Regions from separate parts of the Mus musculus genome. Here regions 2, 3, 4, 5, 6 and 7 are each linked to region 1. The links are chromatin loops, found by intact Hi-C in ENCODE. Cell type or tissue: left cerebral cortex. All regions are shown on one strand. Region 1 has its middle 180 kb from the start of Gm33073. Region 2 holds the start of Gm33073 (a long non-coding RNA gene). Region 3 overlaps C130071C03Rik (RIKEN cDNA C130071C03 gene). Region 4 overlaps Gm52046 (a long non-coding RNA gene). Region 5 has its middle 23 kb from the start of Gm33073. Region 6 has its middle 12 kb from the start of Gm33073. Region 7 overlaps Gm34196 (a long non-coding RNA gene).

Region 1 (4,000 bases):
GAAGTTCACCCACACGTGTGACTAACCATTTCTTACAACAGCAAAAGTGTTTTCCAGGGACACTGTTTACCAGGTCATTCAAGCTATTTTGTTTTTTCTTTGATGATATCATGGTTTATTTTTCTGGTATTGAAATGTGCCTTAGTAGCTATCCTTCTTTAAATGTTTTGAAAAAGCTAAGAAGAGAGATTATTTTAAAAAAAATAGAAAACACAATTTTAAAGTGAGATTCAAAGTTTCTTGGCTAAAATGTCAAAATGGTGTGTAAATTTGCTTAAAAGCCACTGATACACATTGACAGCTAGTTTACCTTTTAACAGCCAGACGGTTGGGCAAGTGTTATGAGAGAAACTATTTTTGAGGTTACTCACGTTTGTTTCCCTACTTGGAAACATGAAAAACGGAGGGAAAAATAGCAATAAATAAACTAGTTGTTCAGCTTACGACACATTATATGATCTAGGTCAAAATACATTCCACGATAGGAATCTTTTCATGTTTGTAAAGTAACTATTTGAAACTCTTTAAAGCATTATTCTCTTCAAACATTTTGAAACAAAAATTTGCCTTTTGATTGGAACTGTGCGTTTCATTATAGAGATGGAACACGATGTTCTGGCTTACATACTCTCTGCAGAAGGAAGTCCTTTTTTGTACTGAATTTTTAGCATATAGTAAAGATCCAGATTGTAAAAAAATTAATTTCAGGCATGACAGACTGGAAGTATATATTGAACAGATCTGGGAACAGAAATGATGCAAATGCCTCTCTCCCAGCTTCTGAGAATTATGTAATGGACCAGAATATCAGGGTAGACTTCTGTTTGAGTGAAACATGGACTCTCAGTCAGAGTATGGGACCAAAAATGTGTTTGGGAAAGCAAAAATATAAGACTGTTCCCCACAAGTGGTAGTTCGTGGACATTTACACTTGACAGCCCATTATATTTATATATCAGGATATAAATATGCACTTTAGATATTAGTGATAGTTACAAAGCAATGATAAAATAATATTTCACACAAATGAGCAAGAGGAGTAAAAGATATTGACTCATTAAATAAAGACAACTTGCAATGCACTGAGTTAAAGATAAATCTCAATTAAATAGTTTAACTATTCAGTATGTTCCTATTATGTTTATAAGATCACATGATTTGTCCACTCACAAAGGTAAAGGTTACATGTACATTGATTTATATATTATTAAGTATTTCTTTAATAGCACAAACAGGAATGCGGATACAAAAGACTATTAAAAATATTTGTAAGATTTATACTTTCCTGTTTCAAAATGTTTCAGTATGATGTCTGCAAACAGTTGAACTGAATACTGCTAGACGTTTGCTAGTATGGCAGTTTCACTATAATATTTTTAATAATCACATATAAGTGCATATGTGTATTGCTGTGTAGCATTTATAATTGCAATATATGAGTGAATGAGTTTGTTTCTATGTATACACCTGTCGTTAGCAGTAGGGATCTTCCTAAAAGTCATTCTACTATCCGACCTACTGCTGAAAGAATATGCAGTTAGTAAGTTCCATTTAGACCACTCTACTTTTAAATTATCTGCAAATTCAGTATAATACAATGCACCTAAGCAAGTATTTTATAAGTCTGTTGGATGCATTTATTTTTTTTCTCAAAGACTTTCTAGAGAAAGTAGGAATAAAAAGAAATATGTCTAAAAATGATTTTCTAATCTAACACATTATTAACATCCTTTATTAGTATGGTATATTTGTTGCAATTAATGAACGGATATTGCTACATCATGATTAACTAAACTCCACAGTATATTTTCACTTAGTTTTCATAACTGTTTTTCTTGTCTTGGACTCTCATTAAGGAGTCCACATGTCAGGTAGCTAATACGGATTAAAAAGAGAAATATAAAAAAATATTTTTAAAGAGATATATCACATTTCTTAGCAAGAAGACTTAAAATACAATGAGAATCTTAGAATTCTGAAGCATCACTAACAACTTTGTGATGGGGATGGGGTCCATAACCATGCTGTATTGAAAGGCAAGAATCCAAGGAGAACCATGAAAGACACATAATTTCAAGGTGAATTCCAGCCCCAGTCTACTCTTATTCCACAATACCATAAAGACTTCAGTAAAGACGTGAGCTCACTTTGACTTAGTAAGCCAAATCTTGGACAAGATTCTGTATGGTAGAGAGCAGTAACTTAGCTGTGCTCACATTCAGAAGACTATGAGGGCCAATGGCTTCTCTGTGATCAGAGGGGATCAAATGGATTGATTTCTGTCCCTGTCAGTGAGCAATCACTATTTTAGTCTGCCTATCCCAGCATTTTTATCCTATGGGTATAAAGTAGTGGTATCTAATTTGGTAAGAGGCAAAAAGGAGAAAGTCTGTGTACATACATACACGCTGTACCCACTGATCTCTGAGCACACATCACAGTAGCAAGCAGTTCCTAAACTTGCATTGCTCAGTCTGTGACAGCAATTCATTGAAGCTCTTCAGAATTTCTCTACAGGAGAATTTGCTGGAGAAAATTTATGACACAAAACTTCCAGCTTAAAGACAGTTTTGTTTATTTGAATGTGATAATGGTATAAGATTTGTGTTATGCAAAAACAAACACACTCAAAAGTAAAAAAAAAAAAAGATAAATAACTAGTAATATGAGATAATGTTAAGATATAGCAAAGAGATACTAATTAGCTAGTTTGATTCTATCAACTATTAAAATGATTTTCAATATTTTATCATACAAACATATTATTAAGTTTTGAAGTAAAAGAAAAAATGCTTTAAAGATTCACTGTTTCATGACCTATAATAGATTTTCCTAAACACTTTAGTCATTGGTAATATTTTATTTCTCTAGTTTCTTTAAAATAGATCCAGGATCACATCCTTCTTCCCTGAACATTTTTACCCTTTAAAGATGATCTTTACCCTACAGTGTTCATTTGTCAGAAATGTACTAACAAATGCTAAGATGCTATGGAATGGTGATAATTTCCCACGTGTTCTTGAATCATTTTGCTCCTTTTCTTTTCTGAGCAGTGACATTCCTTCACATTTTCATCTCTCGTCTATGCTTCTCTGCTCTGAGAAGTCTCCTAATAAAGCAATGATCATTTCTATCCATCTCTGGTTTATGTTTCACAGGCCATGAAATAAACCTGCAAAGGAAGCGCTGCAGACTGTGTGGACTGTGTTTGCAGGGGATGAAAAAGGTTGATGGTGGTTGTATTACATCTAGGTGAGTCAGTTCTCATAGTGTACATGATTTCATGTACTAGTTTACCTCTGTAGTTTCCACATAGCTTCTAGATAAGTTCATTTGTGTCTTTACACGTGGGCATGTTATTATGGATGTATATACACATGTGAATGTGTATACATGTATCTAGAAATACAATTTCCTACTAATTTTGATGAAAATTCCAGTTACTATTTTTGCATATGCCTGCCCACTGGAATTTAAAGTAGCTAAAGGAAAAAAAAAGAATTTTGATCACACAGTGCAGATTTTCTATATTATCTTTGCATTTCTTTCACTCAAAAACCTAACAGGCAAATAATTCTTAGCAAATTTTCCTTATTGATTACCATCTTCTCCAGGTTTACCTGGAGAGCTACTGGAAGAGTTAATGCCTTCAATTATTCTATTTTCATTCATTCCAGCCCATACTAACTGGATTTAACCAGTACAAACTTTTCGATTAATTTAATTTCCCCCATTTTTAAAGCACAGTTTAAGAAAATGTGTATATTAGTAAAAAATAATATGCTTTAAATGTGTCAAATACAGTTTTGTCTAAGCAAAAAAAATTCACAAATTAGTAATTTTATCACCAATCATCTTTTGTAGTAGGAAAAGTAAGAAAGAAATGTCTTTGGGGATCTTGTTTTTCAGTTGATACTAATTAGATTTTTTAAAAACCAAGTTTGAAGCTCATACTGTTCTGGCTTCAACAGCGCCAAATGATAATCCAAAGTGACATACA
Region 2 (4,000 bases), 180 kb after region 1:
CTTCTTTGCCTTATGTCTGGTTATAAGTCTAAAGGCAACTATTGGTGGGCACTAAGGGACATCAGTATTATCTTGCCTATTGTCACCTATTTTCTAGAGAAAGTCATTGCTGATTTAGCAGCCAATGAAGGATTATTTTCCAAAGTAAAAAGCAGAAAAGGCAATATTTCAGAGAGTGAGGATAAAAGAAATCTTACACTAAGGATGGAGAGACTATATCAGCAGGTGAGGTAAACCCTTGAGAATCTGCAGGTTCAAAGTTCTCAGCTTTGATACAGTCCTCCTACACATCCTAAGCTACAGGATCAGTTCTTTACCATTAATGCCCCTATTTTGGCCATTGACTCAACCTACAAGAATGAGGATGGGACTTGAATTTTTGCTGTAATTCAGTCAAATTTAAAATGAGGGATTTGACTTGATTTCCTGCAACTTGTGCTCTGTGGCTGCTAGAAAGAAGATTCTTTTGCTGTGCACATTTATATAAATAAAATTTATTAAAATGTCTTGCAGGTATGGTCCAGCTAATCCAATATCTACCAATAGAAAGCCCAATAACCTAGTAATTGTTCAGTCCATAAATCTGTATATGCCAGATTTCTAAAACTACAAATGGACAATGTATTTGCTAGCAAGGGGAGAACAAGCAGACAAAGACGGAGCTTCCTTCTTCTGTGTCACTTATATAGGGTGCTAGCAGAAGGTGTGGCCCAGATTAATGGTAGATCTTTCCAGTAGAAAACATCTGAGTGAAAGGCATATCTTCCCACCTCAAAACGTAAGTATTAAAAGTAGATATTCCCATTTGAAATGATTTAGAAAAATCCTCACAAGTCTATCCAGACAACTGGCTCTTAATTAATTCCAGATTTAGTCAAGTTAACAATCAAGAATAGCCATCACAATTTCTTAACAGTCCCATTTTTATGGTCTGAGAAGAATTATATTAGTGCACATAAATGTATGATCTGTATATTACCATACAGTATGTGAAAAAAATTAGGATTTTCTTACTGGGTAGTAGGTTTGAGAGTTACTCCAGAGATGCTTACATTACTCAAAATGTTTTAAAATCTCTTCTTTAAAATTGTCATTTGAGGTAGTTAAGGTTGTCACTGTATAGTCACATCTTACACTTATCAGAAGAGGCGTTATCCAACTCTCAGACACACATTTCAGATTTGATCTTAAATGTCTAAGAAGGCAGAAACCATGTCTGTCTTGCTCCTTGTTTCTGGTATATTGGCTGCCACTTATTAAGCATCTAACAATTATTTGTTCAATGAGTTGTTTAAAAAAGTTCTGACCCAACCTTTAAGGATGATGATTGCCATGATTGATAGGCAGGGGCTCAAAGGAAACTTTCCAGAACAAATTTCCTAAATAAAATTATTTTTGAACTGTAATGCTGCTCTTGGAACAAGCTCAAGGTTCTTAATTAGAAGTGGCAACATTCATTGTATTTACACGTCTGTCTTCTGGCTGACCTGTTTATATTGTTGAACTTATTTTTATCTCACCTTTCAGAAAATTCAAGCATATTAAAACAACAAGTATAACAAAAGAGAAACTCATAATAACAATAATTTTAACAAATACACATTGGTATAATCATATGTCAGATAAAAAGCAAACAGCAGCCCACAGGGTGCATCCCTTATGTGTGGTTAGTTATGGAGTGACAGAAAGTATCAAGAAATAGAGAACAAATGAGACTCACCCAGCCTTAAGCACATGTCTGCTTGCCATCTGGCCCCTTGTTCCCTGTTGAGTAAAAGAGTTACTTACAGATAGAAAGAATGCAGTCAGAAGGAAACATTCTGGGGTAACTAGGGTAACAAGATTCCCAGATTGATAATATGTGCACAAGACTCAGGACTCTTGCTGGTGTCATGATAACCACATCATCGTAAAGTCCCTTTCAGGGCTCCACGCGTTACACAAAAGGGCCTTTCCACGGTACTTATATTTTCTTTTGCTTGAACATGAAAGAAAGAACAGATCATAGAGAAAGCCACACTGATTATAAGACAAAACTCTCTGTCTTTTCTGAACATGAATTATTCTCAGGAGAGTTTATGGCTAATGGTCTCGGGTAGTTTTAAGTTACTTTAGGCACACACGTAACAAAAATCGAGAACCAGTGCATACGGCACAAACATAAGCTTTTCTTCCATTGTTTGATTATTTGCAATCTAAAACCTTTTGGCCAGAAAAGGATGATTTTGTATGTGCTAGTAATCACACTGAATTCACACTGGCACTCATAACTAGCCAGAGAATATACTTACTTGTTCCGTTCTCTGCCCTCTGAAACATTAATCTAAGGAAATTCAAGTAGGTTTAGCTAAAAACATGGCAAAATGTTAAAAAATGGTAGGCAGTGTTAGACTTGCCACCAGGCCACTAGCTTACCTATGTGGGATCACTCTAATTTTAATAACATTCAGACTGTGGATACTATTTATGTGATGTAAAATCAACACACAAAAGTAGAACATGGATATAGATGGGGTGCTCATTTATTTATTTTTAAAAACAAGGGAAATACTGTAATGAAGAAAAGAGGCTTAATTGAACTCTGAAGCAGGTGGAATTTTGATCTGAATCTTTTAGGTAAGATAGTAACAGTAAAGGCAGTGTTCAGTAACCATTTGCAAGGTATTTATAGTTCAACATCATTAAAGGACCATCTGAAGACCTGTGCCTGTGGCTGATTCTACTACAATTTCTCATGAACCAAAACTAAATTTCAAAATTGTAAACCAGATCCTATAACTATAAAGATAAAATGTTTTAATTTTTTTAATTCTATGTATATGTGTACATGTGTGTGTGTGAGGGAGAGATGGGCAGAGACAGAGAGACAAAGACAGAGAGATTGTGAAAGTTGAGTGCTGTCTCTTTGGAGTTCATGAGAAGGTATTGGATTCCCTAAAGCTTGAGTCACAGGTGATACTCGGGTGTCCGAGGATGTCCTCCTTGTTGCTTCTAGATCAAAGTCTGATTTATAAGCTCAGAATTTAGAGTGGCTCCTATTTTCCCAGCCTGATCTTCCCAGTCCTTCTATGGGCATTGACTTTAGTTCAGCAGTTTGGACAGTCTCCAGAATACAGGTTCTATCACATTTCTCATGTCACTGCACTCTCTGCAGAAGGGCCATATATTTGTACCATACTTGCAAGAAAGTTGCGGTCTATTCTTCAAGACTTGGGCTCATCTCTCTGAAGTCTGTGTATGCAGACACAGTTACAGCTACTTGAAATTACAGAACCTATATTCTATTCAATCATTTTCTTTATTTTGCTGTTTTATGTTGACAGTGTTTTGATCTCACTGATATAATAGCCCTGAAATTTATTCTCAAAGGGACTAAGGTACACCAATGCATACTCCAAAAGTATACATATTTATGGTACTTAGTTGTCAAACCTGCTGTAACAAAATACCTTAGAATGCACACATAAAACAGAGAACATATTTTGTTACACATCTAGAGGGCTGAGAATCCATCCTCAAGATTCCACATAATACTGTATTAGGTGAGGCTGGCATTTCTGGCTTACTGAAGTAAAGGACAGAACTTAAGAAACAAACAACATAATTTCTGTTTTAGCAATGAAAATCCATATATTTGAAGAATCATTTAATTTCACGTTTCTTGATTATAAATATTTAGTTTCAATAAAAATGTTGTTTTGTAAAGGTTTGTCTTCTCTTTATCCTTGCATGAGTTTGCATACTGGGCAAAACCCCTTTCTCCTTCTGTGATGTCACATTTTACAAAGATATGGCCCTATCAAAACAAGGATTTTATTAACTTAATTACTTCCTTAAATTCCCCATCTCAAATGCAGCCACACCAGAGTTTGGGGTTTCAAAACTTGAATTTTGAGGGAATATTATAATTTCATCCATATTAATAAACTAGTGTTCCCATTGCCTGTGTTAAGTCTGAAATAATTACAAACATTCATATTCTTAAATTGCACATGAAGGA
Region 3 (4,000 bases), 790 kb after region 1:
CTTGCAAGACCTAAAAACCCCTGTGAACTGGGTTTGGTTGCCTGGTGTATGTCTGCCCAGTATAGTCTAATTGTTCTGCAGTCTTTTCCCTCTCCTTCTCTCTCCTATGAAGGCTTCATTTTTCAAGAAGAAACCTTAATACTCAGCAAGATATAAGGCTCATTGAGAAGGAATAGAGCTCTGTTTTATTCAGTATTAGCAATGTGAGTTTACTCACACACCACACACCACACAGATTGCTAAGTGTCTATCTCAAGGTTTGAGTGCATATGTTACAGAACATACTCCTATCCACTTTCAAGAAAATTAGAACAAAAACTGCATTTATAAAAATGAGCTGAGACTTCATGAACAGTTGGGAGATTTTTTTTAAAAAAATAAATAAAAAGAACATAGAAAACTATATTTTAATCATCTGTTTTTAGGGAAACTAAGAGCTTCCTGTTTTATTTAAAGAAAAATGTAATTAGCAAACCTTTGCAATTATTCAAAATGGAGACAATAATTTGGCTATACCAAGGCTTCTTACCCACATGGGTGAGATATTTTAGACCGTTGTTCCACTCACTATTCTACAGCTAAGGGTATTCGATAGGAAATCCTGACCTTAGATTAACAGGTGCATTCATTGTTTTAAAAACTGGGATTTGTTAATAAGTGACATTTTAAATTGAAACCTCAAAGGCTTCAAATGCTCCAGTGTTCTACGAGGAAGGCATCTGCCCTAGCATTTGAACAGGTTAGTTATCTGAACCACAGTAAGGTTTCAGAGGCCCCTGCCTGCTCAGAACCTGGCCCATGAAAAGGAAACATAGAGAGTGGGAGGGGCTGCTGGGTCCCCTCCCTCCTCCACTCAGTGCCCGGCCCACCTGCACCACATCTACTCAGAAAATGACCATTTGGTGTATGGGGGAAAAAAAAAAACTCATAAGACAAAGTCTAGAATACACACATTGCACTCAGATATGTTATATAAAGTGCATATTCTTTAACATATCTACATTGTTATAGATGCTTTGTGGTGTGTGTTTGTGTGTGTGTGTTAAAAACATCACCCTCTCTCTAAGTTTGTCCTAACATGAGGAATTAAAGAAAAGAAAAGCTGTCAATTTCTGGATGAAGTCAGTACAATAAAGGTGCAAATGGCATCCCAAAGGACTTAAACAAATGACAGGCCTATGGTGCCGGACATTTGTAAAGATGCAGTCTTCGTTTGGCGCTGAAATAGGTACGGTGATGAAGAGGACTGTAATATAGACTCAAGTAAATTAGGATTTCGCTTTGGCTGTGGTCAACAGTATTTGCAGGTCCCCAGGGTTCCAGAAGAAAGGATCTTCGAATAGAGGTTGTGTGTATTGCCTGTGTTATCAGGTCCCTTCTGCGGCTCCCCTAGGACCATCTTGAAACTATAGCTTTTTCTTTCTTTGTTCAGTAATGGCTATAGAAGTCCAGAGTGTCTTGAACATAAAGATCTTGAAGCCACCCAAGTCCAGAGAATGCAGGTTCTCCCAGGCCAGGGCCGCCCCGACGACCCAAGCGAGGTGCTCAAGGGCCAGTAGGTGTCGCTGTTTCCCTGCTGGCAGGACCCTGGAGCCCGACGTTGGCCCCTAGCACCACTCAGTTTTCTGGCCCGGGTGATTTCCTAGACGTCTTTGAGCTCTGGGGATATGGCAATTCCCTTATTTTGTTTCTAGAACCCCTGACCTAAGTCCTCCTGGCTGCGACCACAGCAACATTGGTGGGCCTATGGAGAGAGAAAGGAGAGAGGAATATTGGTGGGGCCCAAAGGCCGCCCTGCTGGAATAAGCGGGGAGCCCGCTTCACCCGCTCCTTCCTTTCTCTCCCCAAGCCTAGGGTGGCGTCGGGGCTATCTGGAGCACCCCGGAAAAAAAAACCCTAAATTAAGGAATTCACACACGGCTGTACTTCGACTTTGAAATTAAAATAAACAAAAGGTTCAAAATCTAGCTTCGCGGGAACCGCTCACAAAAAGAGTTTTAATATCCTTATCTCAAAAGACAAGGAAAGAGGGAGGAAGAGAACGAGGGAGGGAAGGGGGAGAGAGGGAGGGAGGGAGAAAGAGAGAGGGAAGGAGGAAGAAAGAGAGAGGGAAGGAGGAAGGAGAGAGAGAGAGAGAGAGAGAGAGAGAGAGAGAGAGAGAGAGAGAGAGAGAGAGAGAGAGAGAGAGAACGTGCTAGGCCTGGACTTTGAGTTACCTACGGTCTTACCTACAGGGCTGTATGCAGAATGTCGGGTGATTGCGTTGTCCTCCCTTTGCTCTGAGAAAAGCTTGAACTACACTAGACGTCCCGCTGTCCACCCCAAACCGTTATTTACTAAGTATTAATCTTCACTAGATAGGGTTACCTCATCTTTGGAATCTGTACTGAAATTCTGGATATTGAAAATTCTGTTCCTTTCTCTGGCGTCCTGCGGCCCCCTGTCTTTGGCTCAGTATGCGGCGTAAGCGATTATTAATCAGAGGCGTTCTTTTTGTGTCTGGGGGGGGGGGGCATTTGGCTTGAAGATTCCATGACACGCACTTACATTGGTTGCATCCTGTAGATGTCTGGGGATTTTATTGATATCAGGATTTCTTTGCATAGGGAATTCACTTCTCTGTTAAAAGGTGGCAAGGGAAGAGGGCAGGAGCCACCCTAAATTCACGGTCTTGAGCAATCGCAAGAGGTAGTGTGGAAATAGAAGTAGTTGTCCATTTAACTTGACTCTAAGATAATGCCTTCAATCAAGAGGTTGCTATGTGATTTAAAAAGAAAAGAAGAAGAAGACATACTGCTGTGGTTTTGTGTAAAACTAAAACATTTGTAGAGAGGAAAACCCTAACAAATATAAAACTAGCAGACAGGAAAAAAAAATTCCACTTAGTCCCAAGTATGTTTGAATAATTTTGTTCTGGTGTCAAGACTGAGGCCTTACCATTTCAGGACCCGCAGCGCAAGAGGCTGCGTAGTCACTGAGAGCCTGAAATTTAGCAAGAGTTCGTAAATATTTTCATTAAATGCCCTTTGCATTTGCCCTTTCATAAAATCGGCTCCTTTCTTTAAAGTCTTATGCCTTTTACACAATTCTAAAAAAATCATTTCTTATCGAAGCAGCAGATTCATCTCTGGGGTTGGGGGTAGGACGGACACGTTTCTAATTGGAGGTTGTGAAGTTCAATGAGATGGTATTTTTAGCTTGAGATGCTCAGATTCATATATTTTTATATTGTACCAATCTCATCCGATTTCCGTTTCACTCAACTCTTTCATTTTCTGCTTTCTTGCTTCTGTCTTCCTTCCTTCCTCTATAGCGCCTCTCCCACTTTCCCTCGCTTCTTCTGTTTCTCGCTGTTTTCTCTCTCCCGCTCCTTTCTTGTATAATTTATTGTCTGTTTTTATCAGTGAAGTTAATACGAAAATAGCAAGGGGGAGGCCCAGCACCTTAATCTGGCCCTCTTCCCTGCGCGCATTAGGGACTTTAGGGAGGTGTCCGTAGCTACCAGGTTATAGACCAGCGCGGTGGCCCTATGTGCAGAGAACGCTGCTGGTGGAGGAATTGGGGTCCGCCTAGGGTTGCGGGGCTTATTCAAATACCGCCCGCTGCTGCTGTGATTCGCAGGGACTCGGCCTCCATATGGTAATGCGGGGCGGGGGATGGGGGTGGGTGGAGGGAGGCACAGAGCGGAGGGGAGGGGAGGATGGGGTTGAAGGCGGGAGGGAGGGGGGCTCTGACACCGCGCGCTCTGCTGCTGTGCTGGGACAGAGCACCCGGACCCGCGGCAGCGGCGGCAGCGGCGCTCCCCACCCTCCACCGCAGCACTCATCGAGCCAGGAAACCACCAAGCCACGGGCCCTCGGGGTAAGCCACAGTGTGCACACCACAGCGATGGTGACTCCAATGAGGGAGATTAGAAACAGAAAAGATTACAGAGAGATCAGAGATAAGAGGTGTACCTCTCTCTGTCCCTTGTCACACAGCGCGCGTGCACATGCATTTG
Region 4 (4,000 bases), 780 kb after region 1:
ATCTTTCTAGGCTGGGAATGTTCTCAGCACAACTGTTTGAGAAGGCAGCCCCTAAATGGCAGTGCAGGGTTCCTAAGTTCCTAAGTGTTGCAAATTGAGAGGTAAACCCTATGACCTGTACACAGGCCACCAGCGCCAGGGATAGCAACCTGGACCAAAGGGCTGTTGTGAAGGAACTCTCATAGCTGACTACTTGGGTAAGTACAGTCAGCACTCCTGGCATGTTCTGGTCTGAGAGGAGGGTTCCTTGGGGTCTGTTGAGTCAGTTTGACCTTGCTCAGTTCTAGCTTATACAGAAAAGATCATTCACTGAGCCACGGGCAGAGAGGGTAGAAAGAGCATCCTGACAGCCACTATAAATGACAAAAGTCTTGTGAGCCCAAGCCTGGGGACTCCATTTTACAGGCTATTAAGGAGGACGTGGGCATAGTGGATTCTCTAACTCTAGTCCCGGTGACTTATGTGTGCTGCTGCCAATCCAGAGAGACCCATCCTGTGTGCCCCTTAATGGTGCCAAGGACAACTCAGTCCCTTCCTCCGCTGTGCAGAGGTTAAAACAGGAAGCAGGAACTCCTTACAATCTATTTCTGCTTTAGGATTTTTTTGTCATGGTCCTTGTTTGATTCTGGAGTATTTAGGTTTGTCTCACTCTAATGCTACATAGTATTTCTGGGTACCATTCTCACTATGTCTGTAGACATAAAAGTAAATGTGTGTGCTTTGAAATTGAGTTGTTTATTGGTTAATTTACTGGTGATTTTTTTTAACAATTCAATTTAATCTGTTAACACTATGTTTTGTTGTGACATAGATTTAACGGTGGGACTTTCACGCGATGTTTCGCTTCAACAGCTTTCAATCTGTCTTCTTTGGTCCGCAAAGAAATACAGCTCTTTAAAATATTCTGTGTCTGTGGGCTCATCTTTATCCCGCCTTTCTCAGTTTTGCCCTCACTAGGATGTGACACACCCAGCCCCTAGGGTAGGCTATACTCTGGACTTTCGCTGGAGCTCCGGTCCATCGGATGTGGGAGCGCCTAATCTCTCAAATTCGGCCCTTCCCCCACTCTTTTTCTTAAGAGGTGCTCCGAACAGCAACAACCTTGCCCGGCCGACCTTCCGCTCCTTTGGCCTATGCAACTCAATGAAAGCAAAGAGAAGTTCCGAGAAAAAAGCAATGCTGTCCAGCCTCAGCTGCCGGTTTCTCTTCCTTCTCCAGCGACCAGCGACCAAACTCTGTACTCTCCACCAAAGATACCCCCACTCAAGGTTGTTCCCAGACAGGACTCCAAACAATATTCTGGAGGTAAATTCGAACGCAGCAAGATGATTGTGTTCCACACCGTCTTAGTCAGTGAACATGTATCATCTTCTTGGAAGAGGAAACGCCGCACACCATGGTGTCCTTGCCCAATTGATCATAGACCTGGTTACCCACAGGACTCACTAGGCTCCTAGTGCCTTAGAATACCACCAATTCATACTTTGGCTTAGGGATTATGAAGAATGCCCAAGGAAGGAAAACTGGAGCATAAGTGGGGAGGGGGCTCAAACGCAGGACATGAGAGAGGTCAGAACATCAGTCTGACTGGGGGCCTTTGAGATCTGAGATGGGATGCAGGGTGCAAAGCCACCTCCAGAGCTCTGATGCATTCTGAAGAATGGGAAAGCCAAAATGAAAAGTTCGTTTGCTTTTCTTGTTTGTTTTTTACAAGAATTCAGCCTAAATTATCAAGGTTTATGGTTTGCTTTTAACAATCTTTTTCAAAATAACTAAGAACACTAATTAACTAACTGATAAAATGTGGCTGGAGGGAGAAGCCATTGTGTAAATTATTTTTAAGCCAAGAGGCTTTGTGCTTCAGTTGCTCCCATCTTGTCCAGCCTTGCTTGATCGGGGAATACGAAGTTAGAAAGAAAAAAAAAAGCGTCTTTTGCATGTTAGATCCAGTTAAGCTGGAACATTTTCTAAAAGCAAGAACAGGTGTGGTGAACTCTATTCATGATCTGACCACTTTGTCTCACAGAAGCTTTAAAATTTCCTCTATGTTCAGAAAGTAAAGTTTTAAATACTTTCCAAACCCTTTCTGCATACATTCTGTCGTTTGCCTTAAAGAATGGTGAAGCGCTCTCTTTCTCTCTCTCTCTCTCTCTCTCTCTCTCTCTCTCTCTCTCTCTCTCTCTCTCTGTGTGTGTGTGTGTGTGTGTGTGTGTGTTATTCACTTGTTTTAGATGCTTCAGAAAAGGTAAGGCCCTTATTTTACATCTATTGCTGATTTCTCTTTGCCCCTTTAAATCGTGCATTTGTGTGGCCCGCTGGCGCTGGCGTTAGATTGGGAGAAATTCGGATCTGCAGCTAGCTCCCTTCTCTCTTCCCTGCAGGCTGGCGCACCTACTCACTCGCGCTGCATATCCTCTTTTGTCCACTAGAGGTCACTGGCCCCTCGCGGCTCGCCTCTCGACCCGCTGCCTCCAGCTCCTGGAGCTCAAATTAGCTTCCCGTTAATTAACACCCGAGTCCATCAAGGCGGGTTCCTCTGTACAGTACTCGCAGCAGAGCTTATATAGACAACTTACACACCCAGCCAAAGCAAACCTCCCCAAATCCAACACTTCCAGCATGTCCAAACTGGGAAACAGGCGGCAGAGTAACACGGGGCAAGGTATAGTGCTTTAACTTTTATTGGGTGGGGCTTGCAAAACTGCTGTGAAGAAAGCTTTCTTTGAGAACGCAGGTTCTGTGGGGCTGGTTTACTTCTTAGCTCTCCCAGGCTGGGCAGAGTGCTTTCTGGCCCCGCCAGCATCCTGGTCCTTAAAGAGAATTTCACCAGCCCGTGTCGCTATACAAGAAGGTCGCTGGTCTACACTGTTCTAGGCGCACACGAATGTACTGGCAGATTATTTATTAAAGGGCGTAGAGTACAGTGACATTCCCAGAGGTCATTGAAATTGCTAGAAGAAAAGGGTATACGCGACAGTGTTTCTCGTGTCCTTTGATACAGAACAGCAAAGAAGCGGGTAATGATGAGGGATGCACACCACGAATCGACCCTGTGTACATGAGATGGCCTGACGTGTCCTGGGAAGTTCTCTGACTCTTGCTGCATGCGCATTTTTACTTTTTGAGATCCTCAGAATATCTGGAATCTAGCTTTAATTTTATATTATTTTCAACCAAGGTCCCCAAAAGATTTCCTCCTATGAACTGGGTATACTGAGCCTTGGCTTCAGGCCTCAACGAAATTCTTAAGAACTGTGCAAAATGAAGCCTGAGTGTATTCCAACATAACTGTCCAACTTGGTCGTAAACCGTAAATCGCCGTAATAAGCTCCTTTGACGCGGTGTTCTGTGGTGGATCACTGCAAGTATTCTTAATTTCCTTCGGGGGAAAATATTGGAAAATTTTATTCTGATCTAAAGATTTGCCTCACTTGAGATCTTTTGCGCTGAAAGTTAGTAGGCACGGGGAGGCGGACTGTGAACTTCCTAGTAGCTTAGGAACTGGACTTTCGTTATCTGGTCCCCTGAAGACCTGGGCATTCGACCTCCTTTCCCACAAACTTTTCAGGCACGGGCGGAAAAACGATGCGTATTTGTGGTCGGAATAAAGGCTTCTCTTGGACTAATAATGGCAGATACTTAATGAAGCATTGTCCGCCTTCAGGGGAAAGGGGGACCCCAGTCGGACCTCTAACTACATGTATGCGCTAGGCCATGAGCACCAACAAAGTGCACATCGATAGTATGGAAGCGGGGTGGGGTAGGGGGTAAAAGAACGCAGATTAGGGTATGCGGGAGAAGTGCCCCCCCCCCGCAGCAAATAAAAAATCCACTTTTCTTGAGGTGGGAGGGGGAGATCGGGAAGTTCGCAGAAACTAGAACACCGAAGGACTTCGGACACCGCCCGAGTGAATTCCGAGGGTTTGAAACATCATTTTGTATTTCATAACCCTAAACTGAGGTATGGGAGGATCCTTGAAACATCCCCTCAGGAGCCAGC
Region 5 (4,000 bases), 200 kb after region 1:
GCTTTTAAAAGAATATGACATTTAACCCGTGAATGAGAACTTAATCAACGCAGACCAGGTGTACTGTTGGAGAAATATTGATTCCAACTTCAGTTATTGAAGGAACTATTATACATGTGAACTGCTTTGGCATAAGTAACCATGTTAGTAGAATGAATGGATTGTTTCAGGTTTTATGTTTCTCCCAAGACTCCCAATACAACATTATATCTTACTACAGTAGCATAGCCAAGCAACATTTCCAATAACACTTTGACAGAGGAATAAGAAAGGTATGACAATTGGACATCACTGTTTTATCTTTTCTTCTCATATTTTTATAGGTAGTCTATAAAATGTTCTGCTTATGAAACAACACTAGACTATGTATCTTATTACTATACAAGAGCCATGGTAAAATAAAACATTTGTCAAAAGAAAAAGAAGAGTTAAAAGAGTTATAATAGCAATGCCAGCAATTTCAGAGTGAGAATAAGGCAGATTCATAATTAATTTACTCTATATTTGTACCATACAAGCTAAGATCTGCTAACTATATGTATATACATAAGATATATAAATATACATATACCATACATGTAGAAACCGTTTTATATGTGTGTGTAGAATCCATCCTTACACATAGTGAGAATAATAAAATATTCTCCTCATAAATAAGTAATAGAAACCAGTCCTTCCTCCCCCTGCCAATAACAGAGCTATAAGTGATCACAATACACTAACTGGATTTATGAATTCATGTGTTCACTGCTAATGATCATTTATTCAATGGTGAATAAAGCTTACGGTTTGGTCTGTAAGTTTGAAATACCAAGCCATAAATAATTATTTCAACAGTTAGGGACTATAGTAAAATTGAGCAGAGAAAGAATAAACGTCTGAAAAACCCCACAAAGAACTCATTGAAGAAATGTGAGCTATACTGGGAATTAGAATAGACAACACATGCAAGGCAAACAGATAATGCAAAGCATTTTAAGCTTGATGAGCAGTAGTCATCAATAGAAAATGCTAGAAACAAACATAAGGATAAGAGTGGCCATTAGTGCTGTCCAACAGGACCAGGAGTCTTTTTTATTTCACATGGCTTGTTTGGATTTTTGAGTGTGCCTTAGGATCAATTAGAAACGTAATTAATTCAGGTCAGTGAACTGTCAGTTAAAGTGATCTATGTCATTCTCTTGCTATAGCATCTGTTAGAGTAGAATCCTCTAACATGCTTTCCAAACAGCAGCAGTGAAGAACATGGATGGTCCCATACCAACCTGGAAGTGGCTGCAGTAAACAAAGAAATTTCTGCCAAGATGAACGTACTTCATATAGTTTGTGAGAAATAAATCTTCATCATTTTTAGAAAGACTTTACAGTGGCTTATTGTCCCACTTTGACCTAGAGTACACAAACAGGTAAAGAAGCAATGATATATTCCATTTGATAGGCATATGTGACATATTAAATAAAGCAGTAATAAGTTTGAAGGAATAAACAAGTCAGTTTTCAGAGAAGCAAGAATTCCAGCTTAAAGTGGATAGAGTTTATTTGACAATAACAGAAAGCTGTTAAAAGCTTTCAAACAGGGAAATATTATGAACAGAATTGTGCGTTAGGAAAATTAATCAAGCAGGATACAGGATGCCTAGGAAGCAGAAAGACACTTAGAAGCAGGAAAACAAGCTATGCCATTGTGAAAAGTGTAGAAGTCATGGTGCTTAAACTAGGGTAGTAGCAGTAGGAACCAATTTGGCAGAATGAATGGAACAGTAATTTGCAGGTCTTGGCAACTGATGAGGCCCAAGGGACTTATAAATCATTCCAAGCTTTTGAGCCTGAATGATTGTTAAGATGGTGCCGCAGCCAGTTAAATAGGAAGCAGAGAAAGACGAACAAATTTGAGAGGAAGAAGTGCAAATTTAGGTCAAGTATGACATCCAGCTGGTGGTGTCCAGTGACCATTGGAAACAAACTGAATATAAATTTGCATCATTAAGGATATGAGAGATGAGAGAGTGCAAAAACAGGGCTTTGGGTATGCCTACCTTTAAGTGGCAAACACTAATTAATGATATCTAGCAAAGTGTACTTTCACTGACTCAAGACAAAGTGGAGCATCAAATAAGATAAATAACTATAGCACTTGATGCAGAGATGAATTAATATATATATGTGTGTGTGTGTGTGTGTGTGTGTGTGTGTGTATGTGTGTGTGTATGTGTGTGTGTGTGTGTGTGTGTATGTAATTTTCAAGAGGTCACTGCAGTAGAAAATCAGAATTGAAAAGACAAATGTGAGCCATGTCAAATAGAGTCAAGATTTTGTTTTGTACAATGGAAAGACAGACTGCAGTAAAACAAACCAGGTAAATTAGTGTGTATGAAAACATGGTGTTCCTCAAAAATCGTTGAAATGCAAACTCCAAAAGTATACAAATAATGTGACTATATTGATTAAATATACAAACAACATGAGGGAACAGTTATGGATATATGTATTATATATGCATCGTATTTGCACATTATTTCTTAATGGTAAGCCAGTTTGTATGTATTTATGTGTTGTGTGTGTGTGTGTGTGTGTGTGTGTGTGCGTGTGTGCGTGTATGTGTGTGTGTGTGTGTGTGTGTGTGTCTGTGTCTGTGTCTGTGTGTCTGTATCTGTGCAATATTGATGGTGTATGGATAGGAAATTATGGTGATTATGTTGCTGATGGCATTGGCAAATAAAATACCAATAAAGTAGTCATCAGAATTGTTGCAGAAGGCTAATTAAGGTACAGAAATTACTTTGGTTTATTGGTTGCTTGTGATGTGTATCTTTGTGTGCGTGTGGGTATGCACATTCCACAGAACACATGAGGAGGTCAAAGAATAACTTCCAAGAGTTATTTCTCTCCTTCACCAAGTGCATTAACAGGCCACCTTGCTATCCTCCATAAATTACTTTTAACATATGTAGTGGCACACATTAGGTAATCTCTAAAAATCTGCACATGATGCCTCTGCTAGCCGTGTCTTTTGCTTATATTCTGCTTTGCTTTGGTGGGAAGGGTAGTGCATAATCTGTCAGATAACACTGATCTTTTAAATAGCTCTTCTAATGGCCAGCCACAAATTTGTTACCTAACTGCCCACACTTAAGTATAGTTTCTGTCTTCACAAGGCTCTAAATAGAATGCTGAGATAATTCATACCCCACCAAAATATTTTATATAAATTCATTTACTAAGGTATAAATTAAACTGCTAAGTGCTTACTCTATGTGACATGGATGTAGAGTTTAGGGATATATCAATAACTAAAACTTACAATGTTTCTGTTCTCATAGAGGATGTGTTTTCTATGCACAGTTAAATGAACAAATTGTATTAAGAGTTAAACAATTAACATATAAATAATAAGCACCCTCATAGTTTTGGACTGTATATATTTCTTGAGGCTATCTCCTACATGATTCTTATCCTTGCTAAAATTACTGCTTTGTCTCTGTCTTCAATTAGTTTTCTTCATCCTAAAACTTCATCAAAATACATTACATGTAGTCTAGGTAGCCTGGGGCGCTGAGTCTTCCCACATCAGTCTTCAGTTTGCCAGGATACCAAGTATTTGCTATCACACCTGAGTCTCTGGGTGTTTCTTAATCTAGCAAAATTGATACTTAAATGTACAGAGCAGAATACAGAACTAGAAAACTTAAAACAAAATCACTAAAACCTCCAAACATAGCACCCACAGAAAGAATGTGATCAAGCACTGTACTTTATAAATGTCACTGAGATCTAAACCACAAATTTTAGAACAAAAGGATATATTGGGAGACAGAATGTCCAGGAAATTTCCAAATTAGCTGAAGAGTCAGTTCAAACATCAGATAAGTACCATGCATGACTTTCTAGGAAATACACAAAGAATGGGTTAGTCTAACAGGATGGACAACCACTAACAAGTTACTCACTGAAGGAGAGTTTTTATCATGAAAGAGTGAAGCTGAACACAAGTTGGTGTATT
Region 6 (4,000 bases), 190 kb after region 1:
AAAGGTTCTGTTAAGAAATGTTATTTTTTTCTTTTATTAATAGAAAAGTTTGAATCTTTCTTAGTGGTCTTTCTTTGACTTTTCTTCAACACTCTGGTCAAAAGAGAAGCAAACATTTTTGAGAGCATCTGACAAGCCATATATACAGTTCAAGGGGACATTCCTCTGTGTTCCCCCTCTCCCTGCTGTGTGAGTGCCAACTTGGGTTTTCCTCTATAAACCCAGGAAAAATATTTCACCAATTTAAGTGCAGGATCTTCTAAACCAAATGTTAGATGCCATTGAGATTCTGCTATCTCTGATGTCTACAGTGGTACAAGGAAGAGTAGTTAGTCTCCCTCTTATCTGATTTTTTTTCCTGGTGCCATGCCAAAAGAATAAATTTGAAGAGAGAGTATAACTTGAAATTCAGACAAATTTGTGTTAAATCCTAGTATTGTCATCTATTAGCCAAGCATACTCAAAATTCAGTCTCAGTTTCCAAATGAAAGAATGTTCATGAATCTAGTCACATTTAAACACATGGAAAACTCAGGAAAGGAAGAACAGCTAAGGGTTAATCCACTTTAGAGGTGAAAATGTCTTGATGAATGTGGCAGATGACTAACTGCTTAACTGTAGACTACATTTCCCAGCATGCTTTGTAGTTACAATTTTAGCCATTTGTAGGAATTCATATCGATTCTACTCATGAACACAAGTTCAATACACTATCATTTATACTCTGGTTAACATCCATATAAACAACAATCCACGAAAGTAACTCCAAAAGAGGTCCTAAAAGATTCGACTTCAAAATGTTAGAAATGGGATTCCAGAATGGGAATTGGCCTACCACACTAATAGTGATATAACCAGAAGATAACAAATCTTTTAAAAGTAAAGTCACCAAGATTTTAGAGCGTTCTTTCATATAAACTGGTATCAAATACCTACTAGTAAGGTGTTTCATGATTTAGGGAATGTGAGAACTGATGTGACCAGGCATCAAGTAGAAGTTAAAATTTGTGCTCATATGATGCTAATTGATAAGCTTTAATCAGAGGGTCCTCTGCCCTCGCCCTCTGCCTTCCCTTTTCCATTGTCCCTTTCTCCTGTCCAGCTGGTGCTAATGCTGCTAAATCTTGGGGCAGGGTAATTACAAAGACACTTGCCATTAAACTCTCCACAGGGTCCTGACAACACAAAACTGTTGCTTAGAGGGAGGGCTGCATCACAGAAGAGAACTGTGGAAAGTATTCAGCCTTAATAGGGAAGTGCTTGGGAGCCCAAGAGAGGAGCAGTAACCTGCCACCTACACAGGACTTCCTGGTTACCTGGGCTGTCAGCAGCCCAGTGGGAAGTGCAACAGGACCAGAGCAAAGCAAAGGAGGAATCAGCCTGCCAGAGCCAGATATGCCCACAATTAGGAGGGCAGAAGGAAGTTAAAGGAGCCTGGGTCTTAGTGCCCATTTCTTCCCTTCCTCATTTCTTTTTCATGTTGAACTTCCCTCATTAAAAGCATCCTAACTTTCTAACTAATGCCTTCCTTTGAGTGGCACAATGATTTTACAGTTCTCTGTAAAGGAGAATATAGGAATCGCACACTGGCTAGGCGGCCTGCTGAGAGCCTCTGTCCGTTCTCCAGTGAACTGCATGATAATCCTGTTAACCTTCCTATCAGGAGGTCATTAAACAATTTTGAAAGCTGTTTCCTCTCTCATCAGAGCTGCATGCAGAATCAGAAGCCAGTCAGCAGCACAGACTTAAATAACAGCCCGTCACGCGTTCCCTATGGTCTTCCTGTGCTTTTCTTGGTCTTTGTAGCTTTTCCCTCAGTTTTTGATATTCCCTGTGTTTTCAGTCTTTTCCTGGTTTTGTCTTCTAGCATGGTTTCTTTTATCAGCACATTTCCTCTTTTTCTAGTCCTTTCCAATACCTTGTCAATCACTTATGCCAAGACTGTTTCATTTATTCAGCAGGGTCTCTTCCTGGGCATCCATCGGACTACTTAGATTCTATGCAGTTTGCCTTTAGTCCCCACTGGTGTTTAGTTGCTTTCAAGAACCACCTGCTTCTGCTAACTTGTCTCTGCATTTCATTTAAAATCTTGTTCATTTTCAAGAACATCTTACCACCTTACTTTCTTCCTTTGTTCTTCTTTTCTTTCCCCCCTTTCTTCCTTCATTTCATTTTACTTTATTTTATTTTTTTAATTATGCTAACAGCCATATGATGTCAGAATCCTGCCTGAATACATTTATAATAAACAAGTTTCCCATTTTTATCTCCTGATCATTCAGTCTTTTCATTCAGCTTGAAACCTCAATTCCCTTTGGCTTCCTAGAAGCATTAATTTTTACCTCCAGGACAGAGAGAGCTCAAATTTTTAACCACACTTGAAAAAAAATGGGCAAAAACTGAAATATGCTTCTGGTAGTTTGACTAACACAAAATGGATTCCTGGTCTCTAGGGAAGACTTGGTAATAAGACCCTCGCATTGAATTAGCAATTCAAGTTTCAAAAAATTTGGTTTTCAGGAGTGTCAGGGTTGGAACTTGACATTTTTAAAGAAATGTCTTTGCAAAACAGGGGCCTAGTTATTATTGGATGAAGGACACTGATTTAATCTCCAGGGGTGGCTGAACCCAATGTCTGGGGTTCTTCCAAACATTTAAAGTCATTTTCCAAATGTTTTTGATGCAGCACAACCCAAAAAGATTTTGGCAAGTGTGTTTTCCCTCATTTTAAAGCCCATGCGTATTTCAAGGGAAATGCAATCCATATGTCTTTGATTCATTTACACTTAAATCATCTAAATGCCATTGTGTAAAAGCTATTTGATGTACAAGAAGCCTGCAAGTCTGTTTTATAAGCCTTTTTAAGCCTTTTCTTTGAATCAGAAAGTCATGTTTTGCCGGCCCTAAACAGAACTTGAACTGAGAAAGGCTCAAGTTCACGTCTAAACTGAAAACCCGCAAAGTTTTGCGCGGCTTCTGTACTTAGCAATATGTTTCCCCTTGCCTGAAGCTCACAGGCACCCAGCCTTTCTCCTCTCTGTCTCACATGTAGTGAGAACAGGGTAAATCAATTTTTGAATCACATTTTACTTGTAAAATTCACATTTTGAACCTCAGTTATCTCCCAGGCACTGCCAGAAGTTAAAATAGCAACACTTGAAAATTAGGCTTTTGCTCTAAAAGGGCAAAACAGTCTATAAAGTACATAACTTACTGCTTCTGTACATTTATTTGTTTGACAGGTTTAAGATATAAGTGTGGCTTACATATGGATTTTCAGGATGCCAGATTGGATGCTCCACGAGCTACAGTCACAAATGTAACCTCTTTTTTTAAGACTTATGTTTGGGAGAATAGAATTGGAACAATCTAGCTGTTCTGCACAAATCTAATTGCTGTGTCAAAACAGCAATGGGGGTGATGACTATTTGCATTTCCCCCCCTTCACTGGCCATTTCTCCGGCTTCTCATATGCCTGTGTTAGTGGTCAAGAAGATAGCTCGCTAGGTGACTTGCTCCTCTCCTTCTTGGAACTTTGAAAAGAGTTAATGAATTACAAACTATTACTTCTGTGAGAAAACTGTGAAATCTGATGGAGAATTTGAAGGTACCTAAGTGATTAACACTGATTGCTGTGGACATGGAAACATGTCTGGAGAACAGATACATCTTTCTCAAGCAAAAGCATTAATTATCTTCAAATGTGTGATTTCTTTGTTTTTATTTAGACACATTTTCAAGGTTGTGATTTAGTAAGAAGGAAGAAATAATGACGGTGTGATTGTATGTGGAGAAGCAATACTTTAAATTTGCATTTGAAGCTTAGGGGGTGGAGATGAAGTTAAAAAGGAAGAAAGAAATCCAGGTGAATCTAATTATTCCTCATGTGCTCTCTGTAGTTCACATACATGATAGACTATCATATTTGTGCAATCAAAAGGACTATGAAATTTAAGTTTGAAAAAAAGGATTTGGGCACTAAATCTAGCAAACAGTTAAT
Region 7 (4,000 bases), 1.8 Mb after region 1:
GTATTTTTCTGCAAGAGCTCAAATAGAACCAAATGAGCAGTTCCTCAAGGTAAAAGCTCACCCAGTCTGTTTCCAAGCAGAGCAACCGCATGCTGATCACCATCTTCGATGGTCAATAGTGAGAAGCAAAATGTGCTATGGTATCAGTCTTGTATGCCTATCACACTGACAGCCTAAGAGGGGAATCTCAGTTCTGGATGTATAGGGGTCCTGTTTTCTGATTTTTGTCTCTGATTTTCTATTGATCAGTCGCAACTCACTATGTTAAAACAATCCTAAGAACTTGGGGTTTATATCCAAACTAAAAGTGATATAATCAAATATAAGAGAAATTGAAGACATAACTTATTAACCGTGCCGTACGTTAACACCACAAATGAAGTGGAATTTTCTCAAACTAGAGACACCCAGAGAGCATACTGCACACAACATTGCCTGTGCAGAAAGTTTTACCACCATGGGACCCCTTGATTCCCCTCATATTTACATTTTAAAGAGCTATGATTATATCATTGGATCTTTGTTTTACTAAATATTTTATATAGATGTCTTCTTAGAATCTGTAGTTTTGATAAATTTATAAAAATCAAAGCTAAGAAAATATGTCCAACAAATTATCTTATTCTCAGATACTATACACGGGATAAAAAGCTTTACAAAGGTGGATACTGAAAACAGCCCCCCCAAACTTCAGATCTGTGAGATTTTAAACTGACATGATTTCATATCTATCAAAATTGTAAAGCCATTAGAAGTAAAATTAAATGTGTAGGTTATATAGTAGTATCAGTAGTACATGAAATAAATTATGCACTTCAGTTTGTCAATGCGCAGTATCATTTTTGATCCCATGTAAATCTGCTATGAGACGTTTAAAGGAATATCAAAAATATACCCCAACCACAACAGATTTGTCATTCATGCGCTGTTGAGCATGGAGGCCTAATTTACCCTTTTGCCATTATTTTAAATTAAGGCACTTATCCAAAGATCAAAACATCGTCTACAATGGACATTTTGTGAAGGCAGATAGTGATAACATCTGAAGGGATATGGTAATTGTTCCTGTTGTGGACGAACAGGGAGAGATATTTGATATGTATCTTGGGAAACAGGAAATGTTCCACATATAAAACTACAACTGCAAGTGTGGAGGGAAAGACGAAAGCGGCCCAGTGACCAGGCAAAAACTTTAAACGTATTTGCGAAGCAAGAACAAAGACATGCGTTGCCTGGCTGGTAGAAAGTGTTAAAGGGGATTGTCTCCTTTGCCACGGCTGTTTGAAATCCAGCATTTCATATTAGTCCTTAATGACAGACCCTAACAGCATAAGTGAAGAAAAACCAAGAGAAATTTTGATGAAAAAAAAAAAAAATCAAGAAAAAGAAATATGACTGCAAATGTGCAAACTTTGTCTGCAGTTGTTGCAGGCACAGTGGTGAAGGGACTGCTCTGTCCACCTATTAAGGTAGACCGCATAACAAATAGCACACTATCCCCCAAAGGGAAGAGAGTAAAGTTCTCAGGAAACCCCAGCAAACACTGACATGATTTTTATTATTCCAAATTTAATCCGACATTTTCTAAGTGTGTGTGGAAGGAGGACAGAATACTCCCTTTGTGTCCTGGAAAGTGTCATGCGACACAAAAAGATCTTTCTCAAAGAAAAGGCATCTTACATGATTAACACTGAGCTCCCAGCTTGAAAAGAATAAACCCCCAATGTCGCGCAGTGCAGGACGGCTGAGCAGGTCCAATACAGTGCTTTCATGCCATCTAGTGGTCATCTGAGAAGTCTCCCCGAGACCCGGGGATCTCAAGCAACTGGTAAAGAGGAGTAGCCATCCTCACCACCTCCACCACCACCATCACCACCATCACAACCATCACCACCATCACCACCATCACCACCATCACCACCCAAAAAAGAAAGAAAAGTAAAGAAACACGAGGTTGAAAAAACATATAAATAATTTAGGACACAAAAAAAATCTCATCAGCTTCAATAACCTGGCTAAATTTTTGATACCGTTTTAATTTGAGTGGAATTTGTTTCTTCTGGTCCTCTCTTTTCCTCCTTTTTTCTTTCCTCAATTCTTTTTCAAGTTTCCTTTTGTTTTCAGTCTACTTTCCGTTAGATTACACTTAGAAAAGAAACACAGATGCATGTTTTAATCATTAGTTTCTGAAAGAATTAAAACGTCACTTGCTTTCATACCTTGGTTTGGGTATTTTGAGACTTTTCTTTTAAATAAACCATCTCCCCACCACTCATATAAAATGTCAAGAAGCAAGACGGTACATAACTGAATTCCTCGGTAATAACTACATTCCTCCTTCTTGGAAAGGCACAGTACCTAAAATGTTCTCGACTTCTCTTCTGATGTCGGCCGCCCTATAAGCAGTCCTCAGAGTATTGAACTTTGAATTTTTTGAAAGCTAAAGTATTTTTCCCATTTTGCAAAATAGTTTTAAAATGTCATTATATGCATCTATGTCCAGGTGTGCTCTTTATACTTTGCCTAATAAATCATTTTCAAATACTGTAGCACAATTGGTTTCCTTTTCTAGTTGAGATTTATTTCTAAAGCTTAGGAATTCTTTTATTTCTCATTGATTCATACATTTTTATATTAGTTTTATTGTTTCTAAGGATTTGCCTTTTAAGGACACAAAAAGCTGATTTCTAATTGTGTAAAATAAATCTTTGATTTCAGTCAGCAACTAGTGTTTTTATCCGGGAAAGCCTCAGCCTTTTCTTTCTTTCTCTCTTTCTTTCTTTCTTTCTTTCTTTCTTTCTTTCTTTCTTTCTTTCTTTCTTTCTTTCTCTCTCTCTCTCTCTCTATCTCTCTCTTTCTTTTTCATAAAACAGTATATTTCGAAGGCTTCATGACATAAGAACAATACAGATTTTATAGTGGTTAGAGATCAGTAAGAAATACAAAGTGGAGTGGTGCTCAAATGCTGGTCCAGGCTTTAAATTAAAACAGATATTTATTTAAAAGAATTTAATAAACTAACAAAGTACTTGCAAATATTTCAAGTAATATTGCAGCAGAAAATAATTTTGTTGCTTATTTTTCCTCACTTTTGTCTTGCAAACGTGGGCGTACATACACTGGAATATTCAATGTCAATGATTCCATCATAGACAGAAATTAAAAGCATAAATGTAACATTTTCTGATGCATTTGCCATAGTTGTAGTCTCTATCAATGTGCATATTTTCATTTTGTAACTTAAACAAAGGTGCATATATTTTAAAGTAGATGTTCACCTCAAAACTAAGATTTAATTTTCAAACTATGTAGCAAATATAGTATATAGTACAAATATGCATAAAGATGCCAAATCTAGATTTTCACCTTCTAAAAGACTATAGAGCAAAAATTATGTCACTTAAAATGCTATTTTCCTCTTTTATCTCCATCTTGAATGGCAACATAATCTTAATCACAAAATATTTGCTGATTATATCTATATATTCTATATCTATGCATATCTATAAATTCAAGAAATGCTTGCTGATTATATCTATCTATTATATTATTTCTAATGATTGATGTTTTAGATTACTTTTAAATATAACTTTCTCATGGAACCTGGCCATTTAAAAACTATGTTCATTTTTGACATTTTTCTAATAACTGGTACAGACACAATTCTCCTTTATTCTCTATGTAAGCAGAACTAACTCATAACATCAGTGAAAGAGCGTGAGGAGGGATGCGGGAGGGATGCATGTGAGTGGTGTGGTGTGCATGTATCCAAGTGTCACAATGGGATGCATTACTTTGTTCGCTAAAAAGTCTCTTTCTATATAATAACTACTGACTTAATGTAAACATACTTCAAATCTAGCAGGTTTCTATCTTTTGAAGAGGATAATATTACAATAATAATATGAAGTGGGATAATGAAGATTCTTAAAATAATCACTTTAAAAAAACCTTGGCAGGTCAGAAACTTCTCTGTTGACTAAAATAATAGAGTGTGTGT

What was found. A loop is a pair of places that touch in the nucleus more often than their neighbours do. Peaks named below come from ENCODE experiments on the same cell type or tissue, not always from the same donor. Only the 100,000 strongest peaks of a DNase experiment are listed, where the experiment ranks them.
Region 2: it touches region 1 in a loop (2.1-fold over the local background); 3 of 42 quality-filtered maps call a loop at or near these places.
Region 3: it touches region 1 in a loop (7-fold over the local background); 2 of 42 quality-filtered maps call a loop at or near these places.
Region 4: it touches region 1 in a loop (5-fold over the local background); 2 of 42 quality-filtered maps call a loop at or near these places.
Region 5: a loop joins it to region 1, with 2.5 times the contacts of the local background. A loop is called at or near these places in 2 of 42 quality-filtered maps.
Region 6: it touches region 1 in a loop (2.6-fold over the local background); 3 of 42 quality-filtered maps call a loop at or near these places.
Region 7: it touches region 1 in a loop (8-fold over the local background); 2 of 42 quality-filtered maps call a loop at or near these places.

Annotation. Positions count from the first base shown.
Region 1 is chr13:82,937,386-82,941,385 of GRCm38, forward strand. No RefSeq gene overlaps it. Among named protein-coding and RNA genes, the nearest start is that of Gm33073, 180 kb to the right of the region's middle. In left cerebral cortex, no CTCF peak of the experiment used is centred here; DNase peaks (open chromatin) are centred at 726, 2,229, 2,376 and 3,241; H3K27ac peaks cover 4,000 bases.
Region 2 is chr13:83,118,754-83,122,753 of GRCm38, forward strand. It overlaps Gm33073 (a long non-coding RNA gene), which reads right to left and starts at 1,784. Exons shown (of 3, transcript XR_382688.2): 1 at 1,721-1,784. In left cerebral cortex, no CTCF peak of the experiment used is centred here; a DNase peak (open chromatin) is centred at 1,837.
Region 3 is chr13:83,723,618-83,727,617 of GRCm38, forward strand. All of the region lies in intron 1 of C130071C03Rik (RIKEN cDNA C130071C03 gene), which reads left to right. Among named protein-coding and RNA genes, the nearest start is that of Gm52046, 4.0 kb to the left of the region's middle. In left cerebral cortex, a CTCF peak has its summit at 1,551 (motif pointing right); a DNase peak (open chromatin) is centred at 1,563; H3K4me3 peaks cover 4,000 bases; H3K27ac peaks cover 4,000 bases.
Region 4 is chr13:83,712,748-83,716,747 of GRCm38, forward strand. It overlaps Gm52046 (a long non-coding RNA gene), which reads right to left. Exons shown (of 2, transcript XR_003950632.1): 2 at 2,185-3,379. Among named protein-coding and RNA genes, the nearest start is that of C130071C03Rik, 6.6 kb to the right of the region's middle. In left cerebral cortex, a CTCF peak has its summit at 2,424 (motif pointing right); a DNase peak (open chromatin) is centred at 2,445; H3K4me3 peaks cover 2,938 bases; H3K27ac peaks cover 3,765 bases.
Region 5 is chr13:83,141,759-83,145,758 of GRCm38, forward strand. No RefSeq gene overlaps it. Among named protein-coding and RNA genes, the nearest start is that of Gm33073, 23 kb to the left of the region's middle. In left cerebral cortex, no CTCF peak of the experiment used is centred here; DNase peaks (open chromatin) are centred at 1,785 and 3,872.
Region 6 is chr13:83,130,181-83,134,180 of GRCm38, forward strand. No RefSeq gene overlaps it. Among named protein-coding and RNA genes, the nearest start is that of Gm33073, 12 kb to the left of the region's middle. In left cerebral cortex, no CTCF peak of the experiment used is centred here; DNase peaks (open chromatin) are centred at 1,819, 3,005 and 3,265; H3K27ac peaks cover 1,879 bases.
Region 7 is chr13:84,756,956-84,760,955 of GRCm38, forward strand. The region is part of intron 2 of Gm34196 (a long non-coding RNA gene); the gene reads right to left. Among named protein-coding and RNA genes, the nearest start is that of Gm34246, 84 kb to the left of the region's middle. In left cerebral cortex, a CTCF peak has its summit at 1,775 (motif pointing left); DNase peaks (open chromatin) are centred at 142, 1,157, 1,765, 2,337 and 1 more place; H3K4me3 peaks cover 2,223 bases; H3K27ac peaks cover 4,000 bases.